2 separate regions of the Homo sapiens genome follow, and region 1 is linked to region 2. A link is a loop called in an ENCODE intact Hi-C map of the cell type or tissue named here. Cell type or tissue: IMR-90. All regions are shown on one strand.

Region 1 (2,500 bases), 85 kb before region 2:
GGGTCTCAGCTCCTCAGACCTGGGTGGGATCTGCACCCTCCGCTTCTCAAGCCTTTGAGCCACACCCTCCCAGGCCTCCAGGTTGCAGGCAGTGGGTCCTGGGGCTTCTTGGCCTCCGTAGCCCCTGCAGCAAGCCTCCCCCTGGACACACACACACCGGGCTGGCTCTGTCTCTCTGGAGAGCCCTGACTAAGCTGCCCCTAGAAGTGGTCTTCAGAGTTTCCTTCTAGCCCCAATATCCCAGTGCCCCCCTACAATTCTAGGTGGAAAGGTGAATGGAGACCTGGTGAATGGAGACCAATGGACAGAGGTGTGTGCCGAGGACACGCTGGGCAGCAGGGCTGGGCAGGAGTGCACTAACGCTGTCACTATGCAAAGAATCAATGTCACTTGCCACAAAAATGAGAACAGTAAAGATTCCTTCAAACAGAAATGAGTTTGTTTCATGATTTGCTCTTAATACGTAAGAAATCATAAAAGTAGGCCTACTAACAATTACGTAAGTCTTCAGAGGCTCCTGAACTACTTCTGTCCCTTCATGTTTTTATACAAAATAAGCTTGAGGTTAAAGAGAATAACGTCACTGGCCACAGCTGGGGCCACACGAGGACACAGCTTACACCCATGAGGTCCTAGGGGTCCTGAGTCCTTTCCTGGCTATTTATGGAAATACGGGAGAAACCAGGAGGTCTGAACGTGGACCTGGCCATGCCCCCAGGGGCCAAGGAAAGCACCCATCTGTCCACTCTTCCCTCTACCCCACGGTTCCCTACCTGGACTCTGGGGCTGACGTGGCTTCATGCACTCAGCAGCGCCATCATTAAACGTTTAGGAGGGCCTCCTCTAACCACCGCTGGACCTGCAGAGTCAGCACAAGTCTGCAGGACACGCGTGGACAAGGCTGATGGATCACGGCCTCCCACGAGGAAAGTGCCAGGCAAAGAGTCGGAGACACCAGGGATGGAGCAGCACTCACTGGGGGAGGCCAAGGCCGGCACCGGCCACCACCAAGGGCCACGAGGGCCTCCCTCCCCACCCCAAGGGCAGCTCACCCAGGAAGGTGAAAGCCGGCACCGGCCACCAAGGGCCTCTCTTCCCACCCCGAGGGCAGCTGCGATCACATTTCCCATCGCACCAAGAGACCCCTGCATTGAGCACAAACCTTTCCAACCTTCAAATCAATGAAGAATCACAACATGGACATTCCCTCAATCCATATGGCCAGCCCACAAAACCGACATGCAATCATCACATGCATTTCCTGTGGGAAAGTCAGTCTCAGTCCGAGGCCTCGCGACAGGGGTAGGGGAGCATCATGGGGAGAGGCCCCAGCCTGGCTCCTCCCCCCACAGCTCCTCTTCCCTCTGCTCCTCACGCCACCCCTCCCCACCCCCTCCTAGCTTCAGAGGCTGCTTCCTCAAATTCTTTCCCCTTGATGAAGTCATTCATTCCCCAAATACAAAGCAATTAAAGGCATGAGAGCTCAAGAGAAAATCCACACCGTGGCTTGTGTTTTAGATTCTCTTAAGTTTGAGAATAACCAAGCAAGAATCTTTGGCATCTGAATGTGGTCTGAAGGCATCTGAGCAGAAGGCCTGGCCCCAGCCCGGAGTGGGTCATGGGTGTCTCCGACATCTTTGTAACTCTGCATCAATTATTTTGAAACATCACTAGCAGAATAGAGCCATGTGAATAGTTACTTTTCTGTTAAAAGTAGAAAAGACTGCCTCAAGGAACATCCTTCCAACAACGACTTTCTGCATCGAGCCTTTGAGGCACAGGCACGGCCCCCGGGCCCACCTCCCTCATCCTTGCATCATAAAGCGGCGAAGACCGTGTGGAATAAAGTAAGTGAAGGAGTCAGTCCCTCACAAAACAGGCTCCAGAAGCCACAGCCACTCTCCCAGCGTGGGAGCCAAGTTAGAGACCCAGAAACCCCAGCGTTCCCAGGGAGGAGGGCAGAATAATGCCATTTCCCCCTAGTTTAGGGAGACAGCACCCCACATCCTCTGGTCTCAACAGAATGGTTAGAATGAATCCACCACACACAGAAAGTGGGCTAAGGGCTTACTAAGACACCCATTTAAATACCCGGCAAAAACACGTTACAGGAACACACAGGTAAGTGAGTTTCTCCTATTATCCATGAAATATTTAGAAACAAATCCAGCAAGCAATCTCTTTGCAATCAAAAGACCAATTCAGAGTTGCAGATTAAACATCAAGATACAACTGAACCCTTACTAGACCAAGAACAAACCAAGTTCCATGGAAGTATAATCATGTCACCACTTCCCAGTCGAAGGAAGCAGCAGTGGTCATCTGACCAGCTGTTCACTCGTGGGTCAGTGAACGAAAGGCAGTGCTGTTCAGGAAAATGACGACATGTTAACCTGAAAAGGGCAAAATCGCAGAGGCTGGAGGGACCTTCCAGGTAACCCAGCACCCTCAGTGGACAGAGGACCCCCTGGGGCCACAGAGCCCAGAGCTCCAGTGCATT
Region 2 (2,500 bases):
TTACAGATACATTTTTTATTTTTTAATTTTTAATGGTATATTACTTCTCTAATATATGATTTGACTAACCAGATAATTCAGCAAAAAAAAAAAATCAATCGTGCCTATAGATAAATATGTAAAGAATCCCTCTCTCTGATGCCAATGGAATTAGTTTGGGTCCGGCCCACAGTCTTCAATCTTTGAATTAAGACACAAAAACCATCTTCCAAGCTATTAGCGAAACAAAAAATGATTTAAAACCAGGAGCCCAAAAGAAAAGACCTACCATCAGTCACAGCATCTCTCCACGCCTCTCTACCCTGGACAGTGTTCCTTCTTTCCCCATTTTCATACCTACTGCACAAAGCACTTAGTAAAAAGTTATCTCAATTCATGAGTCGCGCAGCACAAAGGGCCGATGTCACTACCAACATACCCCGCAGCCCAAAACCGAAGCAGCAACCCCCAGCGAAGGGAAAATGAGAGGCTGCTGGTTGTAATTGTAAATCTCACAACTCAATGTCTTAGCACTTTCCTGCCTTGTTGCTTTCAAGGGCTTATTAAAATTAACTCCCCTACTGGATATTGAAGAAAGAAGGCAGGACGGTTGTGCAGGCTCCGAAGAGGCGGAGCCCTCGTTCCGCAGCCACCGCTGTCTTTCTACCCACAGCAGCCGGGTTTACCAATTAGTCTCCCTTAAAGGGCACTGTTTATGATCATCACCAACAAATGGATGCAATTACTTCTTTTGAGATGTAGCAAGTTTTTGGCACAATAGTCATAAACCCTGCATGGCACACACACAGAAGGAAGATTAAAGCCCTGGAGGTGGAGGCGTTCGGGAAGGGAAGGTGGAAGCAGGAAGGACACCCACAAGATAGAGTGGTCAGAAACCGACCACGTCACCAAAGGGCGCCATAGACGTTCCAGAGGACAAAATGCCCGTCTTTCCAGGGTAAACACCCATTTGCCAAACAGCCAGTGACGGCAAGCAGGAGTTTGCTTTTTTAAAGGCGTCTGAGTAACGATGAGAAGAGCAAGAAATGAGCTTAATAATGGGACTGACGGGGCCCTGGGCTGGTGACTCAGCCAATGTGCACAGCATCAAAACCCAGGTTCCTCAGTGCGCTCCCTCTGCAGTTCAGGAGAGCGCTACAACTCACCCCATAAATCACTGATTAAAAAAAATCAGTTCTAAAAAAAGAGACGACCCATTTGAAAGCAGCTGGGAGGAGGAAGACAGTGACTCACAGAATCCAACCGCTTGTAGCCTCGGAACCATAACAAGAATATGAAACTAGCAAGTCCAGTGTGAGGCAGAACAGAGACGCCGTCATGGCTCTCAGGAGGCTGAGCGGGAAGCGCGTGGCTCGGGCCCCTAACGGCACCTGGAGCAGCCTATGGGCCTGTGCCCTTCATGTGGGTTCGCTTTCCTAGCTTCCTGGCTAAATTTGATGTATAGCATTTATTCGCCAAGAAAAGAACATTCAAATCAAACTATTGTCATAACTCTGAAGGACTCTTAACATTCCAGTCCACACGTTCAAAAGCCCACACATATCAGTGCTGCCACTGTGCAGGTCACAATGTTTTCAATGCATCTTGCACGCAACCAGTAATGATGTTTTCAATGCATCATGCAGGTAGCCATCTCATTCAGGATACTTAAATATCTGTGACGACTTGATACTTAGTTATCTGTGACTTTCAGATAGATGTAACAACGCTACCTGGCCAAGAAGTCCTCACCCTCCTGAACCCACTGACCCTCCTACCCTCCTCTCAGTTACAACAAACTGTCCGTGAGGCTCAATGAAGCTCAGCTTTCCCACGTTTGTTTTTTCAGAGTAAACTATTTCTTTTCAATGAAAATAATGTGTACAGAGTCCTCAGGACCTTCTCTTAGGCTCTGGAAGGTGGTCCCCTGGTCAGCTCTTACACAGGCGTGTGACTTCCTCACTGTGCAGGGTGGAACCTCCAAGAAATGCACAGGGCTGGGGGTGCCGAGGGCAGAACTCCATTCCAAAGCCACAAATATCTGTGACCTTGTGCCAAGTGTCCTGAAAAAGCCACCCCCAAAACCTACAAACCTCCCACTGGGCCATCATTTTAGGATCCCCTCTTTGGCGACAGCAACGTGCAGGCTGTGTGAAGACCATGTCTCTGTACTTGACACGTATTCATATGTGCTAACAGTAACACACACAGCCAGGCACGGTGGCTCACGCCTGTAATCCCAACACTTTGGGAGGCTGAGGCAGGGGGATCACCTGAGGTCAGGAGTTCGAGACCAGCCTGGCCAACATGGTGAAACCCCATCTCTACTAAAAATACAAAAAATTAGCCGGGTGTGGTGGCGGGCACCTGTAGTCCCAGCTACTTGAGAGGCTGAGGCAGGAGAATCACTTGAACCCAGGAGGCGAAGGTTGCAATTAGCCGAGATTGCACCACTGCACCCCAGCCTGGGCAACAAGAGTGAAACTTGGTCCCCAAAAAAAAAAAAAAAAAAAAAAAAAAA

What was found. Peaks named below come from ENCODE experiments on the same cell type or tissue, not always from the same donor. Only the 100,000 strongest peaks of a DNase experiment are listed, where the experiment ranks them.
Region 1: a loop joins it to region 2, with 2.5 times the contacts of the local background. A loop is called at or near these places in 9 of 110 quality-filtered maps.

What each region holds. Positions count from the first base shown.
Region 1 is chr10:597,203-599,702 of GRCh38, forward strand. The region is part of intron 1 of DIP2C (disco interacting protein 2 homolog C); the gene reads right to left. Among named protein-coding and RNA genes, the nearest start is that of DIP2C-AS2, 30 kb to the right of the region's middle. In IMR-90, no CTCF peak of the experiment used is centred here; a DNase peak (open chromatin) is centred at 1,419; H3K27ac peaks cover 2,159 bases.
Region 2 is chr10:682,663-685,162 of GRCh38, forward strand. All of the region lies in intron 1 of DIP2C (disco interacting protein 2 homolog C), which reads right to left. Among named protein-coding and RNA genes, the nearest start is that of DIP2C, 5.8 kb to the right of the region's middle. In IMR-90, a CTCF peak has its summit at 1,123; a DNase peak (open chromatin) is centred at 1,069; H3K4me3 peaks cover 1,064 bases; H3K27ac peaks cover 1,736 bases.